7 separate regions of the Mus musculus genome follow, and regions 1, 3, 4, 5, 6 and 7 are each linked to region 2. The links are chromatin loops, found by intact Hi-C in ENCODE. Cell type or tissue: heart. All regions are shown on one strand. Region 1 holds the start of n-TPagg2 (a tRNA gene). Region 2 has its middle 24 kb from the start of Gm51750. Region 3 overlaps Rcsd1 (RCSD domain containing 1). Region 4 overlaps Dcaf6 (DDB1 and CUL4 associated factor 6). Region 5 overlaps Gpa33 (glycoprotein A33 (transmembrane)). Region 6 has its middle 16 kb from the start of Gm46168. Region 7 holds the start of Mpzl1 (myelin protein zero-like 1).

Region 1 (4,000 bases), 58 kb after region 2:
CCTCTAGGCATAGCGCTCCGTGTGGCTGGGATAAAATGTCCCTCCAGCTTCAGACTCCCTGAACACTAAAACCATCCACATCCTGTTTCACAAGGACTTCATCCTAAGGAAGGAAGTGCCCCAGGACTGGACTACAGGCCGCCCTGGTTGGTTTTATATTGCTATGATAGATACCATGACCAAAAGCCTACCGTCTATTGAGGGAAGCCAAGGCAAGAACTCATGGAACCTGGAGGCAGGAACAGAGCCAGCGACCATGGAGGAATACTGCTGAAGGGCTTGCTCCTCACGGCTCATTCACATCTGTTTTCTTCTACCACCCAGGACCACGTGCCTAGGGGTGACACTGCTCAAAGGGGGCTGGGCCTCCTCAGAGCGATCATTAATAAGGTCAAGCCTCGCAGACGTGCCCACAAGCCAATCTGATGGAGGCAATTCCTCAACTGAGGTTCCCTCTTTTTAGGTGACTCTGGTTTCTGTCAAATTGACGAGCGCAAACCAGCACGGACGCATCACATTCCTTCTACCAAGACAGGAAGCTTTTCCACCAGAAGGCATCCGCTACTATGAATCTTTCTATCATCAGTCTCGTCCGTCACTGCTACGATAGATAAATGAGATGGTCTAGTATCTGGAATGTAGAGAGAAAAGGACAAAACTCCTTAGCTGGCCATGGTGGCTCACACTTGTAATAGCAGTGTGCAGGAGAACAAGGCCAGTGTGGCTGCAAAGGTCTGAGGATGTTCTAAGTTCCAGCGGGCTGCCCTGGATGGGGAGAAGATGCTAACTGCTAGCTCTGGTGAATTCAAGAAGAAATGGACAGCATAGACTTTTAGTTTGTAAATACTAAGGGATTACGTTGTTTTAGTAATAACCGCTTCTTCCTTTAGGAAGTAGAGGTTTCTTTGGTGTCGGGGCACATTTTTTTTTCTCCCAGTTAGATTTTCATGAATAAACTATCCTGGCATCCAGAACTCATTAATATTTTAAAGAGTATTCTCAGAGTTCCTGCCTGGAGCCCTAAGAATTAAAGACTCAAGTTAGGACAGTTTCAAATAAAACAAAGGGCGGAGCCTGCATGCTAGAATCCCAGTGCTGTAATTTTTCTAGTGTCAAACCCTAGGGGGAAATTTTTTGACAATCAGGGTGAGGAACCACTGTGTGCCAAATGCTTGCTGGCTGAATGAGCAAGGTGCACTGTTGGACGCCAAGGACAGGACATGACTGAGTCTGTTGAGGATAGCCCACTGCCTGTTATTTCCTACCCCTTTAGCTATTTGGTAGGATGGTGATTCTCAATTATGCTTCCTCAGAGTACCAAAGTGTATATTGATAAGGAATTTGGGACAAATTGTAGTCACTTAGAATTACTGAATATTATCCTAAATGTCTATCATAAGCATCAAAGAGAAATGTTTAAAGACTTAATATAGTTAAGAAGCTATGACTTTTTTTTTTTTTAAATACAGAACCAAGGAGCCAGGCTCTTCTTCATATTGTTTCAATTTTAGCAAACAGTGTGAACTGCTGAAGAAACCACAGGCTGTGACTTCTTCATTGCTAAGGATCATGGGCAATCAGACCACAACTACACAATTAGTTGCCACTTAAACAATAGATTTAAGTTTGGTATTGGGTATTTCGCCCCCCAAGAAATTATGGGAGTCAAGTGTTGCAACTCAGGCCCGGTTTGATGAATGCTTTTAAATAAATTAAATTAAAAATATAAAAATCACAGCCATTGCGAGGCAGAATTCGGTGGGGTTCTGTGAGTTGTGTCCAGCCTGGTCTACATAGTGAGTTCCAGACTACTGAAGATTGTATAGTGAGACTATACTCTAGTAAAGTATCGGCTTTAGTATGTCAAAGGATTCCTCCATGCCCATGAAATTTGGAGTTTGGAATTTACCAAAAACCTGAACAGCTTTACGGACAGGTGGGGATTTGAAGAGGAGTGCTTTAAAATATGTCATGCCAAGGAATGGACGATTTCATCGAACCCGCCAAGTGTGAAATAGTGCAACATTGAAAACCCAGTAACTGGCATTTGCCCAGGGAATGTTGTCACACATAGCTTATTAGCCACAAAAACAGATTTCAGGTTTTCAAGATAATAGGTCAGCATTAAACTAGTAATGATATCGTTGCGCTTTCTGGCTCACTTAATTGTCAAAGAATAAAACAGAGAAAAGGGAAAATTAAAATTGTAACATATAAACCAAAGAAAATAAACGGTACTATATATGAATGATCACACGGGGGCGCCAGCTAAGAATTTCAATAGACCTTTATGATGACAGGAGAACCAGCTACACATCGGCTCGTTGGTCTAGGGGTATGATTCTCGCTTAGGGTGCGAGAGGTCCCGGGTTCAAATCCCGGACGAGCCCTGTAGCTTTTTAATTTTTCTTTTTTTTTGGTTGATACGTTAATGCACAGAAACCTAAAATTGTTCCTGAAAATCAAACAACAAAAACACCAAGCACACTTTACACTAAAGTAACAATAAAAGGAATAACGTGGAAGCATAAAAGTTTTCCAGTCACGTCCTTTGCCTCGCTTAATCCGATCGAAGCGCGAGTGTAGGGACCGGGGAGCTTGGTAGTTTGCAGCCGGGTTTAAACCACCGTGCCTGGGCTTCTCCGTCGTGAAGCGGGGCTGCGGCTTCCAGGGATCCTGGAACGTCGCAGTGCCAATCCCCGACACTCATGCCACGTGTGTGAGCGTCCGTCCGGGTCTCCCAGGTTTCTTCATTGGGAGTGTGTTTCAGTGCCCTGCCCTGCTGACCCACACGGAGGTCAGCTGGTCCTTAGCTTTTGAAAATAAAATAGATGGACAGCCGAGTTCAGAATAGTTTCACTGGGATCTTTGGATGAGATGCGTGAGAAAAATGAAACAACTTTAATTTTCAATATGTAAATTTTTTTCACGAAAAGAAAAAAAAAAGTAAAACCAGGGCTCGTCCGGGATTTGAACCCGGGACCTCTCGCACCCGAAGCGAGAATCATACCCCTAGACCAACGAGCCGCTCTCGGTGACGACGCTCTCAGGGCCTCCCTTAAGGCTTCCGCGGGGCTGACCTGGTCCGGAAACCATCTCGCGCGAACAGTTCTTTTGGTTCCGAGGCTCTGGGGCCCGGAACCCCTTCCCGCCGGGCCGAAGAAGGCCGGGAGGACGCGCCTTTGCCCAGAGGACGGCTCTGGAGCCGGATTGCGGGTGCCGCCCGCTCACAGCGGAACCGAGCTGGGTTCGCCGACGGGCATCCGGTCCTCGGCCACCGCCGGGAACCGGCTTGGAAGGGATCAGGCCGGAAGAGAATCAGTGCCTGAGGCCCGGAGCGCGGCGAGGGAAGGGAACGCGCCGCAGCCTTGCTCAGGGGACGAAATCTTGGGGTACTAGGAGCAGTGATCTTCCCCGAAATTCCAACTTATTAAGTAAGCAGTTTGTACTGAAGCCATTTGATGCTCAGTCCCTGAACCACTCCTGTTGTCCCCTTGTGCAATGGAAGGGACAGAGGTCCAGAGACCTTGTGGAGTTCCCGGAAGGACCCCCGCGCTCCTGGAAGGAGGACCATAGGGGCTGGAGCGGGGAGACGGACTGGGGTGGGGTGGGGGAGTGGGGGCACAATGGCAGTGAGGCAGATCTCCCTCCGGCAAATCTGAGCCTTAGGTCCTACTGTCCGGCCCAGCAGTACTCCTTACTCCAGGGTCTGAGGCTGGTCTCTGTCCCCAGCCAGGCGTCGAAACTGGGCTAGCCTTAGTCCCTGCTCTCTCCTACCAACCTTCACGCCTCACCATGCTTAATGCATTAGGGTAGGATTGTAGCCATTCCGCGTTTTCAAATCCTTTCTTCCATCCTCAGGCTACCATGGATTCAGTGCATATGTCCTTTGTCCTGTATCCTGGTCCGACTTCTCAGAGAGTCCAGCTGGCGTGTTTGTCCTCTCATTGGCTCGTGCCAGCCTCTCGGCTCCTCCTCCTCCATCCCCCCCACCCCCCCA
Region 2 (4,000 bases):
GTGAGAAGTGGCCATGGACCTTTACTTTGGGGATAGCTATGTGTGTGAAGTCACTGTAGCCTATCAATTGACTGGAAGATAACCCCACACTTGCTATCTCACTTCCCTGTCTATAAACAGAAACAGTGATAAATAGTATGGGTTATGCATCCCTAAGGCAAAGAACCTAAAATACCCCTAGATAAGAACTGTGTGGAATGATATTCAACGGTAAAGTCGATATTTCCCAATCTGAAGAACTCCAAAGTGCGAAACCCATCTGCATCCTGGACTCCATGACTGGCACCTCTTTTTGGAGTTTGTGGTTATTATGGTTGGTTTTGAGGGTGACACGCTACTTTTTAGGACACAATTCCAGCCAAGGAAATAAGTAGGCTAACTAGATCTTCACCATTCCTGCTCCTTCAAATCCAGTCCCCCACCCCCACACACACCAACCCCCCACTCCCCAGCCCCGTGGAACACCTGCTGCAGCCTCCCTCCCACCTCACCCCTGTCTCCAATGGACCCCACACATCTTCCCATCCTAGCCTCCCTTCCCCTCCTTGTTGCTTTACCTCCCGACTGTGGCAGGCATTGCCAGGGAAGCCACAGGCCGCTCAACCCAGAAAAAGGAAGCAGGCCAAGTGCAGCTTTTCCCCTCCATCCCTCCAATCCAATCCCCCAGCCCTGCAGCAGACCTCCTGCTCCGGCCTCTTCTCACTCTCTGCCTCCATTCTCAAGGACTAAGCAGATCCTGATAGAATGTCCCCTCCCCCAGCCTTCCTCCAAGCCATCCCCATTCCTACGTGTCAGCACCCAATCCCCAGAAGCACATTTTACCTGGACCCCCAGTGGCCACACCTACCAGAACCCCAGAGGAATTTCCCACCAAGCAACACACACCCATCACACTCAGGGCAACAGAAACCTAGGAACAAAACACCCACCCAACAAAGACTGGACCATATATCGGGACCTAGAATTGTAACCTTCCCAATCCCAGATGCACAAAACTGCCATAGCAGCCAGGACAATATACCTCCACTAGAGGCCAGCAGTCCTGCCACAGAGGCTCTAATATACCAGCATATCCGCAATCACAAGAAAAAGGCCTTAAAAACAGCCTTTATGAATATGACAGAGGTCCTTAAAGAGGAAGTGAATAAATCCTTTAGGGAAATCTAGGAAAACACAAACAGTGGAAGAAAATGAATAAAACAGGTCATGACCTGAAAGTAGAAATAGAATCAATAATGAAAACCCAAATGGAGAGAAATCTGGAAATGAAAATTTTAGAAACTCAAACTGGAACCATAGAGGCAAGCTTCACCAACAGAATACCAGAGATGAAAGAGAGCCAAGCACGATGGCGCAGGCCTTTGGTCCCAGCACTTGGGAGGCAGAGGGAGGCAGATTTCTAAGTCTGAGGCCAGCCTGGTCTACAGTACAATCATTTACGATAATCAAGTAGGCTTCATCCCAGAGGTGCAGGAATGGTTCAACATATGTAAATTGATCAATGCAATTTACCATATAGATAGTCTTAAAGACATATACTCCATGATCACATTTGATGCAGAAAAAACCTTTGACAAAATGCAACAACTCTTCATGATAAAAGTACTGTGAGATCATGGATACGGGTCCATACATCAACATAGTAAACATCATAAAGCACACAGCAAGTCCACAACCAACATCAACTTAAATGGAGAAACTCAAAGCAATTCCACCAATATCAGGAACCAGACAAAGCTGTCCTCTCTCTCCATATCTGTTTAGTGTAGTACTTGAAGTCCTAGCTAGAGCAATAAGACAACTGAAGATGATGGGGGAAGGGGGATTTAAACTGGAAAAGAAGTCAAAGTACCTTTATTTGCATGTGATATAAGTGGTCCTAAAAATTCCATGGGGCCTGCAGCTAATAAACATCTTTCAGAGGTAAAATGAATTCAGCACCCTACCCAAGAAAGAAAAGAGGGAGCCAGGCAGTGATGCTGCACGCCTTTAATCCCAGCACTTGGGAGGCAGAGGCAGGCGGATTTCTGAGTTCGAGGCCAGCCTGGTCTACAGAGTGAGTTCCAGGACAGCCAGGGCTACACGGAGAAACCCTTTCTCAAAAAAAAAAAGAAAAAAGAAAAGAAAGAAGAGAGAGAGAGAGAGAGAGAGAGAGAGAGAGAGAGAGAGAGAGAGAAAGGAAGGAAGGAAGGAAGGAAAGAAGGAGCGAGCGACAGACTGAAGTAGAGAAGTCTACGGTGAAGTTTAGAAAGCGTATGTTCTACATGTCTGGGCCCAGGTACATCTATCTGATTTTACAGATGACCCATAGGTTTTACAGGGATGCTGAACTTGGTTGCTGGTCTTGGCTACGTCACAAGCCCTGGGTTTGGGCGCATCTTCGATGTGGCCAGCAGATGGCAGCACTGGACTTGGCTGTGGCCTCAGGAGCCTTTTCCAGCAGAGCTCTGAGCTGTAGCTTCTGCATGTCTCACCCACAGGAAGCTTCCACCAAGGTGCTTTCTGGAGCAGCCCGCCCAGAATTATGTTTAGGAGAAAGATGTGATAGGTAATCCGTGACGACTTTAGGAACAGAGAAGAGAAGCATTATCTTTGTGGGTTTTGTTTGACCCCACCCCCACCCCCATGCACCCTTGAACCTTACCTACTCTGAACTCCTGTAGAGCAAAGATGCTCTACATTGTCTATCTAGCACTGAGCCCAGAGCTAGGCATATAGTAAGTGTTCGGGAGCTGTCAAGTGATGGATGTATAAGGAATATTTGCTCTTGCTCTTTCTTATAGCGGCCCTAGGGACCTGGTATTTATTCAGTGAGTGAAATGATGGTCTCAGGCCCTGTACCATGAATACAGGAATGAGCCAAGAAACAATCCAAACCGTGGCATATGACATAGACCTGAAAACTCACTGGACTGGATCCAGCGGTTGAGTCTATGCCCTTGAGGGAAAGCTCTTTGTGCCTCAGTTTCCTGGTTTGTAACATGGAGATTTAATCGTAGCATCTTAGTCTTTCTGTAAGGTGGTGGTTGTGTGTCAATGCTGGCAAACAAGCAACTAAAATACAGGGCACCTGCTGCACACACCCTGATGTGGCCTTTAGAAAGCTGGTGGGAGCTAGCTGGGAAGAGGTGTGAATCGGACAGAAGGCCTTCCCAGGCCAGCACACAGCATTTGGTCCTGGAACTCTGGAGCACTGGGTCCCCACCCCCAGACACCAGCTGGTCTGAGGAGACCCACTGAACAAAGGAGCCTTGTGGGCCATCTGGCTTTAGGTCTGGGACCCATCAACACCATCCAAAATAGGAGTCTCAGGATGACCACTGAAGGACATGTATGGACCATATTTCTGTTTTAGAAAGTCTTACGGTCGGCTTTTATATGTGGTACTAAGGATCTAAGAATCAAAGGATTCACACTGGCTGAGCAAGTATTCTCCCACTGAGGTGGATCCTGCGTCCAAGGCCACCCAGGTTTCACCAATCACTCTCAGAGATGGAAGAGATCTGGGCCAAGATAGACACAGGCAAATCGTGTCACAAGCTGGAATTAGGGTGGCCTGCCAAAGAGAAGTGATTGAAATTTAGGTCAGGGGTGCTGATCTGCCGGGTAGTAGGAGACGGAATACACTGATATCAGAGGTGGGGGAACTTTTCTGGAAGGGTACTCAAAGAATCAGATACAGCTAGTTGTCAAGTGAACAGGGGGCTACAAAGTTGCGAGGATATTGCCATTGCTCGCTTTGCCCCTGCACGAGAAACCCCGGGTTTTCAACCCTAAATCCCACCTTCCCTGGAGCTGCTTCCTCATGTTAACGGTAGCAGCCTTTGCTCGTCATGATTTTACTGTGTGTAGCAACCCTGGCCGCTTTCCTTTGCTATATTACCCTACAGCTCAGCCTGGAACTTTGTAGTCAGACTGATCCTCAAACTCCAAGAAATTCCCCTGCCTCGGTCTCCTGAGCGCTGGGCTTATCATGCATGGGCTGTCTCACCTGGCTGTC
Region 3 (4,000 bases), 76 kb after region 2:
CGGAGCACCCAAGAATCACGAACAGACGACCATCTTGATGTAAAAGCATGAGGTAGTTTAATGACAGAGCTCCGGGCTGACACATATCTCCCACAGGAGACAGAGGTGTTGACCACATGGTGGAGCCATAATGGCGGAGCTCCGGTTCGAAACGTATCTCACGCAGGAGACAGTGGTTTCGACCCCGAGGCTTGGAAGCTAGGGGTTTTTATAGAAAAGGGGTGGGGCTGGGGGAGGAATTGGCGAGGTTTTACATGATTGGTCCATTTAAACATCAACAGACTGTCAGAAGGGCGGGAGATAGGGAGGCACTAGGCCAGTCAGGACATGTAATGACGGGCCTGCCCGGGCATGTCCTGGCCTGTTCTGCTATGTTCTTAGCCCCAGGTTTCAAAGCTCACAAACAACTCTTTGGGCTATTTGACATAAATTACATGAATAACATGTCTCAAGTTTTATTTCCTTTCAAGCGCATCCCTGCAGCTGGCATTGTGAGACAGCAGACCCCTGCAGCTAACAGCTGACCAATAGTGAGCTTCATGTTCTGTGATGATGGCCCCCAAACCCTGTAGGTGATGTCTTTTTTACAATAGTCGAAAGTTTGAACACTTAAAAGTTTCCTCAGCACACCACAGTCCAAGCGAGCAGTAACTTACCTTATTGTAAGAGGGCAGGTGAGTTCCTTCCGGGGGCTGGTCAAAGCTCACAGGCACCTCTTCTGCCTCACTTGGGTGGGATCGGATGCCGGGGCTACTGGGTGTGGAAGGGGGACTGTGAAATGGTGATACGATGGCCTTGAGTCCGGGACTTTTGGGTGAAGCCCCAGGCAGAAGAGCTGCCGGGTCAAAGGCTAAGTTGGCCTGCCAAGAAAGGGGAGAAGATGAGGGCTTCTGCTGTGTTTGTTCACTGGCTTCACAGCTGGTTGAGGGTAGCTATCAGCAAGCTTGTGTTCATGTCCCCAACCAATCATCCGCTGTCACTTACATTGTGGCTGTTCCAGAAGCATGGCCTACCCGACACCTTGGATGCTCAGATCAGGATGAAGTGGATTCACTATTAGACACGCCCAACAAGAATGGAACTGCCCTGGCCTGGCATAGTGCTGCAAGCCTTTAATCCCAGCACTCAGAAGGCAGAGGCAGGCAGATCTCCATGGGTTTGAGGTCAGTCTGGGAAGTCTAGGCCAGCTGGGGCTCCATAGTGAGACCCTAACTGATGATGATGATGGTGGTAGTGGTGACAACAGAGGAGTGTCGCCACCACCCAACACCTCTCAGGCTCTTGCAGTATCTGGCACCCATGTCATCCCCCCATTAGCCAGGAGCATTTGCTGCTCATAGTATCTGCCATGTGCAGCTATTGCCTCTGCAGAGACTCTACACGGTCAGTGTTGGTCTCCTGGCACATCAGGAAGGTGGCTTAAATCACCTGAGGCTCATGGCAGGCCTCCTTGTCTCTCGAGCCTCCAGGGAGAGTTCTGTCTTTAGAGACAGCACACTGATGGACACGGCAGTCTACAGGGTGTCTGCCCTCCAGTCACCACGATACAGGTGACACCAGATGAACATGGATATAAAGGGACACCGAAGACCAAAGGGAGAGTTACTCAAAGGTAACTAAAGCCTAAGAAATCTACAGATTTGGCTGGGGAACAGGTGGCAGGCCCCAAATCAACCTTACAGATGTTAGAGCAGGAAGGTTATGGAGGGATTACGTGCGAACAGCCCAGACAGGGTGTCACGGAGCTCAGGTTGGCCTTCAACTCACTAATTAGCCTAGAATGACCCTGAACTTCTGAGCCTCCTTTGCTACCTTTAGGGTGCTGGGATCACAGGCTTGTTCCACCATGCTGATTTTTGAGGTGCTAGGAATAGAACTTTGAACTGAATTGGCCTATCTGCACACTAAGCAAGCACTCGACATCACCAGGCCACAGAGTTTTAGCGCCCTCTAGGGGCACACATCTTGCTTCTGCTCTCTGTAGTTCCAATCCCACACAATAGAATCTTTCTGATATAACTGGGCGGGTCAGACGGAGGACCTCCCAGAGAGGGGACTAGGCAAGAGAGGCAGATGGAGCACCAGAAAATCCCACATACCCAACTCCAAATACAGGATCTTTCTCTTAATAGCTGCCGTATGAGCTTTAGCAAATCTAAATACCATTTCTGGTCCTCTATTTGTCCCAACTTTTAGTCCGACCTCCACAATCTTCTATAGATGATTTCTGGTTACTCTCATGCATTGCTTGGTTAATAAATACCCCAAATCACAATATCCCCCCACCCCGCCCCCAGGCAAGACTGATGGCCTTGAGAATCTCTGAAGGACAGAACTGGATGTATAGAAAACTCACAAGCTGAGAAACAGCACTGTTAAGCCCAGGCCATACTTTTTGTTTGTGTTTTTGTTTTTAAGTACCATGTGATAACAGGAAGGAAGGGGCAGCACCATACATGTCACGTCACGTCACGTCACGTCATGTCATGTCACGGGAGTGTGTGGGAAGCAGGATGTGTTCTGCACATACCTGAAGCTTCTCGATCAGGGGTGAGCTCTTCACCTTGATTTTAGGTGGGTGGCTGGCGCCGGATGGTGATTTCTACAGGACAAACAGACCAAAATGACCAAGTGAGCTAGAGGGAGGAGGGCGGAGGGAGGAGGGAGAAGAGAGGGTGGGCTATTAAGCCATCACCGCTTTGGTGCCGTACCACTTACCTCAGGCCTAGAGGAGACAGGCCTGCTGTTCCCACCCCCTCACCTCATCACAAGGAAGACCACGAGTTTGAGCTGAGAAGTCGGGGCAGACATTCATATCACAGGAAACCTCCCATCCCAGGAAGAATGACTTCATTGTCATTAGGAGGAAAAACTACGTCTGTGGGGATCAAGGCCTTCACCTCATGGCCTTCTGCGAGGCAACTTAACAATTGGAGGGAATTTCACAGACCAAAGGCAAAATGGCCATCCACTCTCTGGTCACAAACAAAGCAATAAATCACAGGCTGGGAATGAAATCAGGCAGAGGTATTATTAAAGCCCCTCCATTGGATTAATACTTTGGAAAATTCCACCAACAGCGTGGTTCATATGCCAGAATTTCCCCCAACACTGAATATTCATATAAACAGGCCGATGTGTGTGTTAAGTATCTACCAATCCCACCACGGATTGTGTTAGTTATATGAGGATGAAGGTGATTTAGTTTCTTCCCATAACTAACAGTCAGAGGCTGCTCTCTCTACTATGTATACTCTGCTAATTACTTTTGTGATCAGTGCACACCAGGAATCATTCCTGCTTCCAGATTACATATTTATAAATATGTATAATTCCAGATTGGTGCCTGGTTTTATTCTAAATTCCCACTACAATGCAAGAAGGACAGCAGCCACGTAATGATTAAGGGAGGGTGAAGAAACGGAAAACGCCTTTCAGGTTGATAGACAAGGCCAAGCACGGGAGGGGTTTCTCCAATAGTTTGGGCCACTCCAACCCACCCCTGTCTCCATATATGAGTGTATGGAAACCATAAGAAGAGAAGTACTGCTGATCTCTGGGTAATGTTCTGAGACATCTGGTTATATTATAGTTGTAGAAGAAGAGAGACCGACTCAGCTGGTGTCGACTCCCAGTGTCGAGGGAGAGTATGCTGCAGTGGGGCAGTGGATGACTGGGACTCAGAGACCTGCCTCCTTCTGACTCTGCTTTTGGTGGGCAGATGGATGCCTGTCCTGTCAGGATGTGGTGGCTAAGGCAAAGGATGCTGAGGCCTTCCCTTCAAGCTCTGGGTTGCCATTATCGCTGTGAGTCTCCCTCGTCAGACACTTTGCTGAGGCAGTCAGTCATGGACCCTTTTGTTTCTAGTGAGTGTCAAGATCCTCCTGTCCCAACTGGGAGGTTCTTAATTTCTGGTCTTCACAAGGGAATGGTGTTTTGGAAGTTTCAGCTTTAGAAACTACAGCAAAAATTTTGCTACCAAAGTTCACTTTAGGTGATA
Region 4 (4,000 bases), 190 kb before region 2:
GTCCTTCCAGATGAGATGTCAGGCTGTAGGATGATGGAAGGGTTACTGCCGAAACAGCTGTAAGTGTAATCTATAGCTCACACCAAATCATTCTCCTCAGAACTGGTACTCTTTTAGACCCGGGAAAATATTCTACCATAGTGTGTAAAAGTTAAGCAACATTCTCAATCTACTAATTCAAAAACAATCCCTTTCTTTAAAATTTTTATGGACAAAGGTACCAAATAATATTCAAACAATGATCATTTGGCCGTCACAAAAGCATTCTTCAGCGCTTAGTCTATCAGACCTAAAAGGCGTTCAGCAGCTTAAACCTGGTATAAAAATGCACAGCACAGCTAAGAAAAAACATTTCTTAAAAGGCTCCAAGAATATTTAACTCACAAATGTATTTAAGAAACAATTGGAACTAGTTAAGATTCAATACAACTTACAACTAGTCTACAGAGTCTTTTTAGCTAAGTTTTCTCAATAACTTAGAATTGCTTACAGACTTTCAGAATATTTGCAATAACACTAGCACTTTTAAAAAATCCCGATCTTGAACCTTACAGAGGACCTGGATTCAGTTCCTAGCAGCTGCGTGGGGGCTCAAAACTGGGCTAACTCCAGGCCAAGGAGGCTGATGTTCTCTTCTGGCCTCCTCAGGCACAAAGTGCAAATGTGCATGGGCAGGCAATATAGACACAGAAAACAAAAGTAAGTATTTTAAAGTTTTTCTTATCTTTACTAATTTCACTAGTTTGGGTCTACTTTCAACTCCTTTGACCCTGTTTCTCAAAGCATTCCAAGTATTTTATTTTCCCTCAAGCTGAAATGCCATGTGAAATGTGAAAGAGATGGCTTTCTAATTCGGCTTTAGCTTACTGTTTTGATAAACTATACACAGTGTTAACAGTTATGCAGCTAACTCTATTATTCCCATAGAAAGTGAATATTAATTATCAAAAATGAAAGATAATGATCAAACTACTTAATTCAAATACCCCATTATCTGGGATCTAGCATCGGTGACAACTTGGAGGTGAAGCTGTTAGGAAACTGTCAGAGGTCTTACTTTAGGTACCAGCATTAATACTAACTATATTCCTTGATACTATTTTTGTTCTGTATTAAGTAAAATGCCTCCTTAGAAGAATTTAAAAATAATAGACAAATGATTTTTACTATATTTAAAAGTACACAGTTAAAATTTCAAGTAGACTATATATTTACTGAAATTATTGTAAATAGTATATTCCATAGTTGGGGTGGGAAAAACATGAGAAGTTACTGTACTGAGAGAAAAATGTGTTAACAGATTTTATGAACTGATATTTTTGACTAACATCAAGTACTATAAAGATAAAGAATTAGTAAGATAATTCTTTTTCATAAATATAGTAGGAAAATAATTCTTCTGGCAAAGTATACTACATTTTTGAGAAGGGACCACTGCAGGTTCACTATTTTCAATATACTCAAAGTACTTAATAATTTGAAGAAAAATTGAAAATATAAATACAATGGAAATAATAATAATGAAATATATTTTCTTGTCATTTTAATAGAGATCTAGAACAGTATTTTGGTTAATAATGGTTTGTAAAATAATCTTTCAGTGTATTACACTATGTCAAAATACTACCTGCTATTACCTTAAATAAAATTACCTTATATAAATTAAAGATTCACTATTTGTAAAAATTCATGAAAACTAGACACGCTTGAATTTTGTGTTTAAGTTTGCTTGTATATTAAAAATGATTTTGGTTACTTATTCCAGCAAGAAGTTACTGTGATTTACAATCTTTCAGAACAGACTAGGTGTTCCTCGGTGTTCAGAGATCAGCACATGAACTTGAAGAATAGCATCCTCACCTGACTGATGATGTGCATGGTGTCCAGACGCCTCAACAGACTGCCTCGGTTCACTGTCTGGGCAAGACAGCAACGAGCTGGAACGAGGGCTTTCTATGGCGGCTGTGGCTGCCTGAGCCTGAACTGGATCTGTAGAGGATGTAGAAGGCTGAAGAAGTGCAGCTGGCATGTCTACATCCATTGCAGTTTCACACACTTCCAAATTAGGACTTGATGGAACCGTAGGAAGAGTTGAAACATCTGGCTGATTTGTTCCACCTTCAAAAAAGCACATGTTAAAGCAAACCCAAGTTTCTAAAAGATCTATTCATTTTAAATTACATGTGAGTGATCTGGTGACATGAACCTAGGTGCCTGCAGAGGGCAGAAGAGGATTCGGGATCTCCATAACTGGAGTTTCTGACAGTTGTGAACAGCCATGTGGATTCTGGGAACTGAACTCAGCTCACCTTCAAGAGCAGTGAGTGTTCTTACCAACTCTTAATTGCTCTTGATCCATCTTCTCCAGCCTCAAACTCAAATTTCAAATGCAAAAAATAAACACAAAACAAACCTCTACAGAAATATTCTGAAAACACACAGCAACATAAAATTTCAGTGTTCTAGTCAGTCTATGTCAACTTGACACAAGCTAGAGGCTGACAAAAAGGGAGCTTCCGTTGAGAACATGCTTCCATACGAGCTAGCTACAAGGCGTTTTCTTCACTAGTGATTGATGGAGAGGGTCCAGCCCATTGTTGGTGGTGTCATCCCTGGGCCACTGGTCCTGGTATTTTAAGAAAACAGGCCGAGCAAGCTAAGAAGGGCAAGCTAGTAAGCAGCACTCCTCTGTAGCCACTGCATCAGCTCCTGCCTCCAGGTTCCTGCTCTGTTTGAGTTCCTGTCCTGTCTTCCTTCAAGGATGAACAGTGATACTAAAGAGTAAGCCGAATAAACCCTTTCCTCCCCTGATTGCTTTTGGTTATCACAGCACTAGAAGCCCTAACTAACACACTCAGTGTATCAGTTATGGCCACTGGTGGTTTGGTCCACTTAATCAAACAGTCTAATCAACAGGGATAAGAATAAATGACATATTCTTGTGAAAATAATCAATCTTGGGCCAGAATGATGGTTAAGCAGGTAAGGAAACTTGCTGACAAGCCGGACTGAGTTTGGAAACTGACCTCCACATACACACTCACACATATATACCAAGTTGTTTTCTGACCCCCACATGCATACTCACACATATACACACATCAAAGAGATAGATGAAAAATTTTAAATAATTACTTTTTCTAATTATATACATACACTTATCTTTAAAGCTTTGCAGACTTCCAATTTTCAAAGTGTATTGATTGGAAAGGGACTTAAAATTAAAAATCTTTTGTTTTGTGTATTTTGAAATTTTGGGTCTAGTGGAATCAGAAGAGAGTTATGACTACATTGGTTACAAAATGCAGTTCGGTTATCAGTTAGATAATATCAACAAAAACTATCTACCAGCTGGGTGTAGTGATGCACAACTTTAATCTCAGGACTCAGGAGGCAAAGGCAGAAGATCTGAGTTCAAGGCCAGCCTCGTCTATAGTACATGTTCTAGGACAGCCGAGCTACACAGAGAAACCTTGTCTTGAGATGCAAATAAATAAAGTAAAATAAAATAACACGCGGACCAGCCACACAAAATCCAAAAACAAAAAAGAAAAAGCAGTTTTGCCCTAAGCAGTTTTACCAGCTCTCTAGTGATTTAACCAGTAAGACAAATTACCTCTGGGCCGAGGTCTTCCTCTTCCTCTGTTGCTTTGTGCAACTTCACTTGCTTCTTCAAACCACCTTGATAACATATCAGACATTCTCTGCATCAGTGACACATTGGGACTTTGCTCTCCTATTACAACATAAATTTTATCAGTAAGTTTAGCAAAAAGTCAGGATCTTTAAATAATACAAAAACCTAGATCTGTAGATCTGAAGGCCTAGAAATCTAAAATTCTAGAAATTAAAAATTAAATTGCCTAAGTAATTTTACATGAACAGATAAAAAGTTATCAGAGTCCCATCACATTTTATAATAATTACATGAGTAAGTACCCATGGGTCTCCTCTCCATCTATGCCTGTTCCTAGGTAACTTTATATCTCCCACTCTTGCT
Region 5 (4,000 bases), 570 kb after region 2:
AGCTGCCTTTCGAGATTCAAAGCAGCTATCAGCCTTCGTAGGAATCGTCCCCCAAGTGGCCAGTCTATGTTATAATCATGAGATACCCTGGTTGCTTGGTTTCAAACTCACTTTTGAGGGAAGAACTCACGGGTTGTATGCCCTGGACATGGTGGACCGACATAATGGCTAGTCACGGTAGAAACAACGCCAGGCAGACCCCAACTGCTCTGCCTGTATTATCAGCTTTAGCTCTCAGCACAATCTTAGGAGATGTATTATCATCAACATCTCCATTTTGTAGTGAGAAAAGAGAGTCTCAGAGCGGCCAAGGCCATTCAGCTAGCAGCAGGGTGAGGATTTGACTGAGGCAGCCTGGTCTGTGCCTGTGGTCTAAGCTGTTAATGTGCTGCCTCGTCAACACCAACGAATAAATAAATAAACAACTTCCAAGGGCAATAGTCAGAACCAAGTGAGCTGGAACTCAGTGGTTAACTAGTGTGGTACCTGGCTTATGGTGGTGCACTGTGGGTGTTGGATGAAGGAAGGGATGGGTGAGAATAAACCATGGGCTGAGAGGGAACCAAGGAGAGAGAGGCTGGTCACAAATGTGAGTGCTGGGATCCGAGCCAGCCTCATTTACACACCGGTATTCCAGGGTGTGTGCTTCTGTGCACACTGGTCTCCCAGGGTGTGTGCCTCGGTGCTGTTTTGTGCTTTTCCTTTGAGTCAGTGTGTCATGCCTCCCAGATTGGCTTAGAACTTGCTACATAGCCAAGGACGACTTTGAACTTTTCCCTCCCTTCACCTCTGGAATGCTGGGATGATCGGCACGCGCCGCAACACCAAGTTTACACGGCACTGGGATCAAATCCAGGCCTTTACGTGTGGTAGGCAAGTACTACCAGCTAAACTACAACCCCAGTCCCTAAAGCTCAAAAGCAAATCTTTAAAAGTCTAAAGTTATCTAGCTAGATAACAAGAGGAATCTACCAGCAGGTACTGCCCTTCTGTTTGACATGTTGTTGGTTTGCTCTGGGGGACGAAGATTGAGTCAGGGCAGGTCTACACCAGGTCCTGACAGACATTTCCTCTTTCTCTCAGGAAAGAGTGGTCACCTGGAATTTTGTGACAAAGAAATACATCTATGGGAACCGTTATGAGAATCGAGTGAGAGTATCTAACGATGCTGAGTTGTCAAATGCCTCTATCACCATCGACCAGCTGACCATGGACGACAATGGCACCTACGAGTGCTCCGTGTCACTGATGTCGGACCAGGATGTCAACGCCAAGTCTCGAGTCCGCCTCTTGGTCCTTGGTGAGTGTCTCTGTCTTTTCCTGTGGGAGGAGGGTGGGCAGAGAGGCGCTGTCAGCAGCAGAGCCATGGTTCTGTCTCTCCCTCTGTCTCTCAAATGCTCTCCGGGGGTTCTCGGTGGCTAGCAGGGTGTTTCTGAGGGCAGAGGTGTGGCTTTGGAGTCACCCCTTGCTCCCGTTGCTCGTTGCCCTCCATACCAACTCTTCTTTCCCCTTCCAAACTCATTACTGAAAAGAAGTGAAGGGGATCCCCCAAGCAATACACGGGTTCTCATCTTGTGTGGCACTCACAGGGCCAATCGTGACCCCCATAGGTGACTCTTTCCCTGCTCTCAACTCTGTTCCACACCAGTTTTTCCACCCTTCCTCTAACAAAGGCACAGTCGCCAACCAATGGGAAGTATGTCCCAGGATAGCATCCTTTTCACAGGAGAATTTGTTGGAATTTATAGTTTTGGAGAGGCGAGGAAACTCATCTGCTTTAATTTCTGAGTAGGTGAGGCCCACAGGAAGTAATTGCCTCAAACCAGTTACTGGGATTGCTTTAATGAGAATCTAGTCTATGTGCAGTGTGAGCAAGGCCCCACTTCTGGGAGGTAGCATCTCTGTGCATCAAAACAGAGGATCCTTTTTCCTCTTTTTCCTTTACACTACTTGGCAGAAGCTCTTTTAAATTGTATGTGGTAGTTGTTGGACTCATAGAAAGCCTTATAGCGTGTCAGACTACACTGCGGTTATCAACTAATGCTGCCTAAAGAATAGGCAAGACCTCTTCCACCCCGCCACCATGTGGCAACCAGTGGTAATGCAGGCAGGCGTCTTAGACTTCGCCCGGCGTTCTCCCAACGCACACCACACACTCAGACACTTTGCTCTTTCCTGTGAAGACGTGAGATATTATAAAGCACTTAGCAAGTTGCTTCTTGACAGCGCACCGTGAACACCTCAGGTTTCAACGCTTTTTTTTAGCTCTTGTTTGAACAAGCAATACTACAATATACCCCTTTATCTCACTTTGTGTAGAGGTATGAATAAAAATCATAAGTTATATATACATATGAGGATTATATATACACAGACTTGTATAACATTTGGGTTCTTTAAATACCTGGCCTGCCTTTTTTGACAGAGGATTTCAAACAAATGGCAAGAATCGGTGTAAATCTGAAACCTGATTCTGCTGGTCCTCCAACCAAACTCCGGCCCGTACATCAAGGACCACCTACTTTTAAAGACAATCAGATTAACCCGAAGAGTTAAGGCTACACGTTTAATATGAGAGTATGGAATTCGTTGAAACTAACCTCTTGCTTTAAAAAAAATTACATGTTAATAAACCCAGCAATATTCTTTGTGAAAAGTTTTCTTTCTCGGTGTCTATATAACTAGATAATTTTTACAAGAGAATGACTTTAATTATACGGGGCGGCTCATTCTGGGGAGGCTAGCAGGAAACTCCGACCTTAGCCCCGGGGAGCTAGCCTTGTCTAGCTCACCTGCAGGAAGCCCCTAAGTCAGAAGACTCAGCAGCCTGTGCGGCAGGTGTTAAATCCTTGTCCTGGCCTCTGGCGCCCCCTGACGTCTTCAAAGGGAACAGACGGCATCTGAGAGGCTTTGAAGCCTAACACATCCCCTCCCACCCTCCATGGCCTCTCCCTCAGTAATTACTCAGGTAACCTTCTGTTTGTAAAACAGGCCACGTGAGAACAAGACCCTCTCCCTTGTGAGTTTCTGCTCCCTCGCCAGTCCTCTTGGCTCCCGCCCGCGGGCTCTTTAAACTAGATCTAACTCGAGATCCCGGCTGTTTGTGATTGGGGCGCTGAAGATCTGGAGAGAGAGGGCCCGGGTGTGCCTGGCACAGGGCCCGCAGGAAGTTTAGAGCCTGTGGTCAAGGGCCTGGAGCGAAAGATCTCGACTCAGTCCTCTTGAAAGCATATCTCTCTTGCTGGCCATCACCCTGGCGGGCAGTTTCTGGAGTTCCTGTTCAGACCACACCCAAGGAGTGGATGAAGCAGGTGCTAGTTTTCCAAACAGGCGCCTTTGCCTTTTACGCCTCAGCAGTTGGTCTCTGGCACTTTCCTTCCCACTTCTGTCTGTATCCGACAACTCCACCCCGCCCCGACCAACCAACCAACCAACCAACCAACCAACCAACCAACCAACCAAAAACTAGCTTGGGGGGTGGGTGGTGTCCCTCTGCTATTCCACCACTTAGTCTAATGAGTGTATGGGAGTTTGCCGCTGCGCCTCCTGCTAAAGGCATGCCTGAGAGTGAGGTTGGCTAGGTAAGGGCCCTGCAAGGTTCTGGTGTGCGGCCCAGGAGGGAGAGAGAACCACAGCAGGAAGGAATGCTCAGAGGGTAGGTTCGCCTCCCCTTCACCGCCAGTCTCAGGTCTGCTAACTCCCGGGCGGGCGGGCAGGATGCTGCAGGAGCCTAAGTAGCCAACCTCTGGCAGGTGTTCTGCTCACCTGCTCCTGCAGGCTGGCCTTTGATCCTCAGGAGCTAGGGTTTTGTTTGGCGATTCGGGAGTGCCTCTAATGTGTCCCCGTGGTTGGTGGTTACCATCCGCCCCATACCTGGCTGGCCCAGCTGTGTCAGCAGATGCAAGGCACTCTTAATAATAGCCTGCTTATTTCCAAGAAGAAATTATGCAGCTGCTGGAGTGGAAGAGAGGAGTCGGGGACAATTCCTCTGACAACTTCC
Region 6 (4,000 bases), 150 kb after region 2:
GGCCTTTTTGTCTTATTGACAGTGTCTTTTGCCTTACAAAAGCTTTACAATTTTATGAGGACTCATTTGTCAATTCTTGATCTTACTGTGCAAGCCATTGCTGTTCTGTTTAGGAAAAAAATTCCTTAATTTTTTATTCCTGGTACCACTACCACAATTTACAGGACAATATGCCTGATGTAATGAAGAGAAAGGTACTGTTGTACCAGATAAAAGGCCTCGGGGATATACATCTAATTGACACTACATTGCATTAATAAACAGCTGCACATTTTGCAAACTACACTATGATAGACCTAAGCTTCCTGTTTAAGTTGCAGTGATGTTTCTGACTATGGATCATCGCTCCCTCTGTGGCAGACTTTTACAGTTCCTCTAAGGCATGCGGAACAACTATCTCAAAGTAACCTATGGCTTTCCTGACAACCCCTCACTTTCTCTCCTGCTAAGAACTATAGCCCTTTTCTACTGTTTGTAAAACCTTCTGCTACCAAGTCCACCACTTCTACCATCAGACCTATAGCCACTGCCATGGGGACTGCCTGAGCTTCTTCCACCAAAACTAACCCACCCCTGGATCCGTGCCATTATCCACTCTAAGTTCCAAAGTCATTATAGTTCCTACCACCACCACCACCACCACCACAGTCACCTCCACCAAAGTTCCCTCCATTGTAACCGTTACATCCTCCTCCACCACCTCGGTCTCCATATCCTGGTCCACCACCATTGCCTCCTCTACTATTGTAACCATGACCACCACCACAGTTACCACCATCACCTTCAAATCCTTTATATCCACCATCACCACTTCTGTAACTACCTCTGCAGCCACCATCTCTGCCACCATAGCCTCCTCTTCCACCAAAGTTTCCACCAAGACCAAAATTGCCTCCAAAGTTTCCTCACTGACCCACAAAGTTGCCACATCCTCCTCCCCAACCCTCTACGATCCTGCAGACTGCATCTCTCCTTCGCAATTATGCCCATTGACAGACTCTTTGTGGTCAGCAGGTGCATCTCTTGTTTAGAAACAGCTCTTTCCACTTCACAATTACACCCATTGACAGTGTGGTATTTCTGAACAATTTTATCAACTCTGCCATGATCATCAAAAGTTACAAAAGCAAATCCTCTTTTTTTCCCCACTCTTTGACTTCTATGATGTAGATGGCTTCTGCCATACTTTTCAAAGTAGTCTCTTAGATTATACTCTTCTGTATTTTCCTTTATACTACCAACATTTTCTTTCACTGTTCAACAAGTACCATGGCTTTTGGCCTCTCTAGAAATGGCGCCTCGGTTCCACCCCAGTCATCAGCTTTGGGAGGGGGGTGGGGGGAACACTCACCGCAGCATCAAGAGATAAGGTCAGGAGCCTTAAGCCTCTGGAACGTCTTGTTGGGGATTCCTCATTATCACACAGTCTCTAATAGTGCCCCGTTTCTCAAAATGTTCTCTTAAGTTATTTGTGGTTCCGAAGCTCAGACCACCAAAAAACAGCTTTCTCAGCTGCTCTGGTTCCTTTGGATCATGGCCTCCATTTTGAGTCCAGACGTGCCTCTTCCAACGCGAATTCCCCTGTTGGTTTTCTTTGGTCCAGTAAAATCCGTGCAGTAGAACACAACCCACTCACTTGCTTAACGGTGGTTGAGTTCACTGGCCCTCTGTGTTCTGAGTCCCTGGCAGGTATGACGTGCTGTGACCCGATGCTTCGGATGGATACTTGTGTGGGCCCACCACAGCATCATGGGATGACACTTCCATTTTAAAGGTTTATTTATTTTTATTTTATGTTTATGAGTGGTTTGACTACCTATGTATGGATACCTTACGCATGTAGTGCTTGCAGAAACCAGACGAGGTTATCAGATCCTCTGGAACCCTCCATGTGGATACTGGGAATCAAACTTGAGTCTCGGCCAGAGCAAAAAGTGCTTTTAACTGCTGAGCCATCCGTACAGCTCCAATACTTCCGTTTTAAGCCAAGAAATATTCTAGGTCGTTTATCTTTTATTCTAGTTTAGATCCTGAAACTGATGTTTTGACAATACTGGTTCTGTCTCTGCACAGACGTCCTTGTTTGGGGAGGCTCCAGCTACAGTCTGGACTGGAGTGTCGAAACATGCCTCACTGCGGAAACCTGCGACTCTGAGACAGCAAACTTCTCCCATCCATGAGTTCACAGATCATTTGCAAGACTGTTGCAAGCTATAGAAACAGCGCCCTCTTGTGACCAGAGCATGCCACACAGTCTCCAGAGAAAGACGCTTCAGTCTTAGAACTGTGGCGATCTCTGCCCCCACAACTCACTCTCATTTTTCTTCCCTTCTCTCTTCCTGTATTTATTTTGAGGCAAGGTCTTGCTGTATAAATATAGAACTCACAAAATAACTCAGGCCGATCTCAGATTCAAACTCATTATCCTCTTGCCTCAGCCTCCAAAGAGCCAGGATCATAGGTTTGCCCCAAGTCTGGCATCCCTCTGTTTCAACAGTGTTCAAAGTAAGACTGGTGACGTAATTCCGAAGCAAGGTTCATTAAAGCATCCGAGAGAGCAGTCAGTCAATCCCAGGGAGGCTACTGTCTCCCTGTTTCCAAAGTAGAGTCTAGACCTGCTTAAAATGTTTAAATGAGCGAGCCACACATTCTCAGGAAATCCATCAAACAAAGATTTATTTCTCTTGACTGGGCTTTTGATAAACGTGACAGAATGCAAACATGCAATCTCTTGATAAAGGCCCTGCTGCTGACAAACAGTAAGATTGCTGTCCTTTAAATAAATGAGAAGGACGAAGGGACAAAACAGCTCAGAAGGTTTAAAAAAAAAAAAAAGGTCCTTGCTGTCGGAGCCTGAAGACCTGGGTTGAGGACCCAGTTTCAACACCTGGTGATCCCATGTTAAACGTTAGAGACAGAAGCCCTCATCTGTAACCCCAACGTTCCGTTTGAGAGATGAGAGCTGGTGACAGAGCTGGCTGGAAGCTCTTAGGCCAGCTAGCTAGGAGTACTCAGCTTCACTCCATCAGAGAACATAAGACAGAGCCTGCATCGATAAGGTGGAAGGAGAGAGCTGTCTCCCCAAAGCTCTCCTCTCGCCGGTCGCGTGCGCTGGCATTTGAGAAAATTATTTACCTAGATGCATGACTCACAGTGCCAACTTCAGAAGAAGAAAACTCAACAGAAGGAGAAAACTAGGCCCAAATCTCCTGTTGGTGCTACTGGAATCTTTTGATACCTCATCTCACAATGTAGCCCAGGCTCGCCTCGAACTTGATAGCCTCCTGCTTAGCCTCTCAGAGAGCTGTAGCTACAGATGCTCCCAGCACGCCTGGCTTCCAAGTCCCTTTGAGAAAAAGAGTCAGTGAATCCTGTAGCTCGTGAAAGAAAGGGAGACATCAAAGGGATTCTCAAACAGCAGTGTTCTGGGACAGCCTTTATTTATTATAGATGCAGCCTCACCCACAGATCTGACGCCATTAATCTGGGCCTGAGGAATCCACCCCCTCCAGAAGGAAGCTGAATTTTCAATAACTGCTCAGGGAATAGTTTAGAAAGGGGATGTTGCCACAGCAAGTCTGTGATGATTTGAGCAGGGTAGAGAAGTGAGATCAGATGCCATTGCTCACAAGGACAAACATCTCCGAGCAAAACGCCTTGATATATGTTTATTTTAAGCTGTGGTTTCTTTCTTTTTAAAAATAGACTATCTTTTATTTATTCTTTGACAATATCATACATGTAAACAATGTATCTTGGTTGTATACATTCTCCCCCCTTCCTTCTCACTACCCCTAGGCATCAGGCACCCCAGCACACCCCCTCCCTACTTCAAGTCCTTTTTAAAAAACTATTGTCTGTAAGAACCAATGTGATTTTAGAGCAAATTGAAGCCACCAGATCCGTTAGGAGTTTATGTGGCCTTGTGTGGTTTGGAAAGCATCGATTGCCTAAGACAAAGGTTCCTCCTTCCTTTTTTGTTACCATATGTGCTGTGCTG
Region 7 (4,000 bases), 51 kb after region 2:
CAGTCTTAGGGTAAAGAATGTGACCCCACGTGACCCCACGTTCCGTGAGTTTCAAGTACTTAACATCTAAGAGGTGCGGATAGATACTTGCTAAGTAACTGAACAGAACTTGAGAGGCTATTCTGGATGAGATCAGTGGTGTGTTCCTGCAGGTCCCAGGCTCCTGGAGGCTGAAGCAGGACTGCTTGAGCCCAGGAGTTGAAGGCCAGTCTAGGCAACACGGTGAAAAGAAACCCCAAAAACAGAAAAGTCAGGTGTGGTATACACCTTTAATCCAGCCCTTGGGAGGCAGAGTCAGGACGATGCCCAGTTCAAGAACAGCCTGTGATAAAACAGTGAGATGCTGTCTCAGAATGTTTTGTAAAAGATGAGCCCTTATGTGTAGTTCCTTCAAATCAGCCCAGACTGGCCTCCAACTCATGTCAATCCCCCTGTCCCAACCACTCAAGTGCTGGGATTTCAGGTGTAAGCCATCATACCTGGCTTCTAAAAAAAAAAGAAGAAGAAGAATGGTTTCTTTTATAGCAGAGCAGGTGACATTTCATTCATAACACAGTCCCTGCTTCTGCAGCTTTTAACACCCTGAATTTAAGATCACTCTGACCGCCCTGTCCCCAACGGCAATGTCTGACATCACACAATTCAGCCCACAATCAGTCTGATAAAGTGGAGTTTGGGTCTGTTCTGTGTTCCTTTGCTTAAACACAAATACAGCCGGCACCAATAGAAAAAAAAATGGCAAAAACAAACAAACAAACAAACAAACAAAAACCCACGCCTTTTCTGTTTCCTTAGGAGAAACAGGAAAACAAAAACAAAAACAAAACAGATCCCATCTGATACATAAAAAAAAAAAAAAAAAAAAAGAATCTTGTCCATTTTCACCTCCAAGCTATTAACTAGGAGCTTAAATGAAAGCTGGAAATCCAACAGAATCTCACCTATACTCCTGGTTCGAGAGACTACTACATTAAGAACTTTTGCACGAAAGAAAGTACTGAGTAATGGATTTTGAACAAATTACATTTTACACAACAAAAGAATGAGTGGGAGGAACCCCCTCCGTGTTTTCTTAGGAGTTCGACCTCTCGGTAACCACTACTTAGCTGAATTCTGAGACAGAAACAAGTACTTTACTTTGAACAACACACAAAAAAAGTCCTGGGGCAGACACTACTTCAGACGCCCCATAAAACAACTCGTCCAAGACGTCATATAAACCGAGCCGGAGCCTTTATCAAAAACTTAAGCCTGGTTTATTTGGTAAGGGCCTGAGAGGGGGGCTTTTAAAATCAAAGTAAAAGCATGCTTTGTAAATGTTCGTCTTGTCAAACTATCTTGCCCATGTTTACCATTAATACGAATTCGACCGAATTCTTTCAAGCCTTTGCATTCTAGGCTAGAAGTAACGTAAATTTCGCCTCTGTGATTTACAGACCCCAGAGATGAAATAAATGAGAGTCTGAGTTTTCAATCATAGAGCCTTAAGAATTGATCTGAGCGCATTCGAAATAGATCTTACCAGGTAAAGGAAAAACACTGGTTTAAACAAGGAAATAAACCAACAAAGGCCCACAGGTGAAAAATCCTGCAATCTTCCGCCATCTCCCAAAGGTGGAGAACATCAATTCCAGAGTCGGACTCCCGGGAGGTCCTGGGCAACTCAGAATCGCCAGGAGGCGACCGCAGGGGACTGGGCGTGAGTGGGCTCCTGGGACTGTCCCCAGGGAGCTGCAAGGTAGGGAGCTCCCTCACCCCTCCCCGCCCCACCCCCCTCGCCCTCTACGCAAAGGGATCCAAAGAAAGAGGTTCCTCGGCTCCCGGCCGCGCTCCCCGGGCGGCGTGCCCAGGCCCCAGAGCTCGCAGGCCGCGCCCCCTCCCCTCCGAGGCGCCCCGAGCGCGCGCACGGCCGCGGAGCCCCCGCCCGACCCCGGCTCGGCATCACTCACACAGCCCGAGCATCGCGGCTAGCACCGACCACAGCCAGCGCCGGCGGGCCGGGGCCGCAATCAGTGCCACGGCTCCGACGGCCTCTGCCATCCTGCTCCCGCCGCTCCGTTCCGCCCGGCTTCCCGCTGCGGTCGGCTGGCTTGCCTTAGACCACACAGCTCTGTCCGGATCGCGGCTGCGAGCGCGAGGACACCTCCACGCCACCGCTCCCCGCTCCCGGCCCCAGTGGCCAACCGCCAGCCTTCTGCCCAGCTCCAGCCCCTGTGCCCGCCCCACTGCTCGCTCATTGGTCCTCCTGGCAACCTGGGAAAGAAGCCATTGGACAACTCGACTCCCTGTCAGCCCCCTCGGGCAAGGCCCCGCCCTCCGGGCCCCGCCCTTGGTGTGATCTGTGCAGCATGCCCGCGTACTGTGCCTCTGCAGCCGCATTACTTTGAGCCTGCCTGCGTGGCTGGTCGTGGGGCTGCCCTCCGGCCCACCGCCGCCAGAGGCTGCCCTCCTCTCTGAGGGGCCAGTCCCACAGTTCTCTTAATGTCCCTCCCCGCGGTCTCTTCCAAGTCCGGATATCATTTCCGACTAGGATCTGCTTGGTTACTCCTGGCCTCACTCACCTAAAGAAAAGCAATTAATTTAGGGACCGGGTGGGGGAGGGGAGGAGTGAAGTGAAGAGAGAGGTGAGGAAAGACTTCCATTCAGTGGTCGAGATAGAAAAAGACCCACCATCTCTTTGACCTTTGCCGAGTATCTGTCTTTGCCTGAACTGGATCATTTGCGTTGCAACATGAGAAGTCTCCATCTTGCCCTAACCTCTGAGCAGGCCCTTTTTTGGCTTTTCAGAGGACAGGAAAGGAATAGGAATTGGAACTCTTTCCCGCCACCTAGATAACCAGTGACTGCACTTACTGTTTGTTTAGCATATCAACGTCCCTCGGCCTATAGATGAAAAGTTAGGACGGAGGCGGTGCCTTACTTCAATTCTGAAAAGTGCCGGCTGCTACTAGTTACCCAGCAAACCCTAAAGAGAGGGAGGATTCTGAGAATGGTCTTCAAAGGGGGAAAAAGGAGGGACCAGACACAAAACAGATTAGAGTGAACGAAGAACGGGAAAATCCAAGTGAGAGTTTGGAGGAGGAAAACAAGTTTTAGGAACAAGACTATAATAGGCGGAGCGTAGTCCAGTAGACCAAAACGCGGCCTCTCCTTTCAGGATTTTGTCAAAAGCCAGTCTTAACAGTGTCCTTCCGATGTTTCCAGTGGCCTAGCCCCTTAACCTTGCAGTAGAGCAAGTTCCTAATTACTAGGCAATTGGAGAAAACCAAGAATGCATATCGCAGCTATTTTGCCTTCCGGTTAGCAGGTCCTGCCCATCGGTGGCACTTTACTTTCAAGGAGCACACATTGGAGTTTTAATAACCAAGAGTTTAGCAGGAAAGTAGAAAGGGCAAGCTGTGGAGGAGTCTGAGAAAGAAGGACTGTCTCAAGTTTGAGGCCAGCCAGCCTAGGCTGCATCAGGAGTTCTAAGGCAGCCTGTGCCACACAGTGTAGACTACCCTGTGAGACTCTTAAAACTTTTTTTTTTTTTTTGTGGCCATCCTTAGGTTATCCTGTGGGCAACAGAAGGGGAGTGGCCACGAAGTCAGATCTGTACTGAGGAGAGCACCTCATGTCTTTAATCCCACCCTCAGGAGACAGAAACAGGGGGCCTTTGAGAGTTTGTTCTACATAGTGATTCTAGGTCTGACAGGATTACTTAGTGAGACCCTGTCTCAGGGGTGGGGGTGGGGAGGAGGCACGGAGGAGCATGCTCAGGCTCATAACATAGGTATCACAGAAGGAAGGCAGCATTGAGAAGTGGTTCAGAAAAAGATCGATGTAGGAAATAGAATCAAGAAAAAGAGTTCTAATTCCTAGACTGTCAACCTTGCCTTTAGGATCAGTTTCTACGGCCTTTTCAGCCAGCTCCTTCCTCCAGGTGAGCGCCTCAGTCCACAGCAGATGACATCTCAGTCATCTACCAGGACCGGTTGTCTAACATCTCCATGATCCGGGG

The links. Peaks named below come from ENCODE experiments on the same cell type or tissue, not always from the same donor. Only the 100,000 strongest peaks of a DNase experiment are listed, where the experiment ranks them.
Region 1: a loop joins it to region 2, with 4 times the contacts of the local background. A loop is called at or near these places in 27 of 42 quality-filtered maps.
Region 3: it touches region 2 in a loop (9-fold over the local background); 22 of 42 quality-filtered maps call a loop at or near these places.
Region 4: a loop joins it to region 2, with 2.5 times the contacts of the local background. A loop is called at or near these places in 9 of 42 quality-filtered maps.
Region 5: it touches region 2 in a loop (3-fold over the local background); 4 of 42 quality-filtered maps call a loop at or near these places.
Region 6: it touches region 2 in a loop (9-fold over the local background); 35 of 42 quality-filtered maps call a loop at or near these places.
Region 7: it touches region 2 in a loop (4-fold over the local background); 22 of 42 quality-filtered maps call a loop at or near these places.

The regions. Positions count from the first base shown.
Region 1 is chr1:165,639,316-165,643,315 of GRCm38, forward strand. n-TPagg2 (a tRNA gene) reads left to right here and starts at 2,319; the gene lies at 2,319-2,390. n-TPcgg2 (a tRNA gene) reads right to left here and starts at 3,027; the gene lies at 2,956-3,027. In heart, a CTCF peak has its summit at 2,256 (motif pointing right); DNase peaks (open chromatin) are centred at 2,336, 2,696, 3,206 and 3,906; H3K4me3 peaks cover 2,839 bases; H3K27ac peaks cover 2,019 bases.
Region 2 is chr1:165,581,323-165,585,322 of GRCm38, forward strand. No RefSeq gene overlaps it. Among named protein-coding and RNA genes, the nearest start is that of Gm51750, 24 kb to the left of the region's middle. In heart, a CTCF peak has its summit at 2,387 (motif pointing right); a DNase peak (open chromatin) is centred at 2,389; H3K27ac peaks cover 1,024 bases.
Region 3 is chr1:165,656,843-165,660,842 of GRCm38, forward strand. Rcsd1 (RCSD domain containing 1) reads right to left here. Exons shown (of 7, transcript NM_178593.3): 4 at 2,531-2,602; 5 at 657-860. Among named protein-coding and RNA genes, the nearest start is that of n-TPcgg2, 17 kb to the left of the region's middle. In heart, a CTCF peak has its summit at 1,958 (motif pointing left); a DNase peak (open chromatin) is centred at 1,989.
Region 4 is chr1:165,386,798-165,390,797 of GRCm38, forward strand. It overlaps Dcaf6 (DDB1 and CUL4 associated factor 6), which reads right to left. Exons shown (of 19, transcript NM_028759.1): 9 at 3,617-3,736; 10 at 1,861-2,118. Among named protein-coding and RNA genes, the nearest start is that of Dcaf6, 72 kb to the right of the region's middle. In heart, a CTCF peak has its summit at 2,212 (motif pointing right); no DNase peak of the experiment used is centred here.
Region 5 is chr1:166,151,485-166,155,484 of GRCm38, forward strand. Gpa33 (glycoprotein A33 (transmembrane)) reads left to right here. Exons shown (of 7, transcript NM_021610.2): 3 at 1,084-1,300. Among named protein-coding and RNA genes, the nearest start is that of Gpa33, 23 kb to the left of the region's middle. In heart, a CTCF peak has its summit at 2,092 (motif pointing left); DNase peaks (open chromatin) are centred at 2,107 and 2,897; H3K4me3 peaks cover 765 bases; H3K27me3 peaks cover 1,096 bases.
Region 6 is chr1:165,734,123-165,738,122 of GRCm38, forward strand. No RefSeq gene overlaps it. Among named protein-coding and RNA genes, the nearest start is that of Gm46168, 16 kb to the right of the region's middle. In heart, a CTCF peak has its summit at 2,236 (motif pointing left); a DNase peak (open chromatin) is centred at 2,189; H3K27ac peaks cover 708 bases.
Region 7 is chr1:165,632,354-165,636,353 of GRCm38, forward strand. Mpzl1 (myelin protein zero-like 1) reads right to left here and starts at 2,188. Exons shown (of 6, transcript NM_001083897.1): 1 at 1,950-2,188. The coding sequence starts at 2,040. In heart, a CTCF peak has its summit at 2,409; a DNase peak (open chromatin) is centred at 2,248; H3K4me3 peaks cover 3,263 bases; H3K27ac peaks cover 2,840 bases.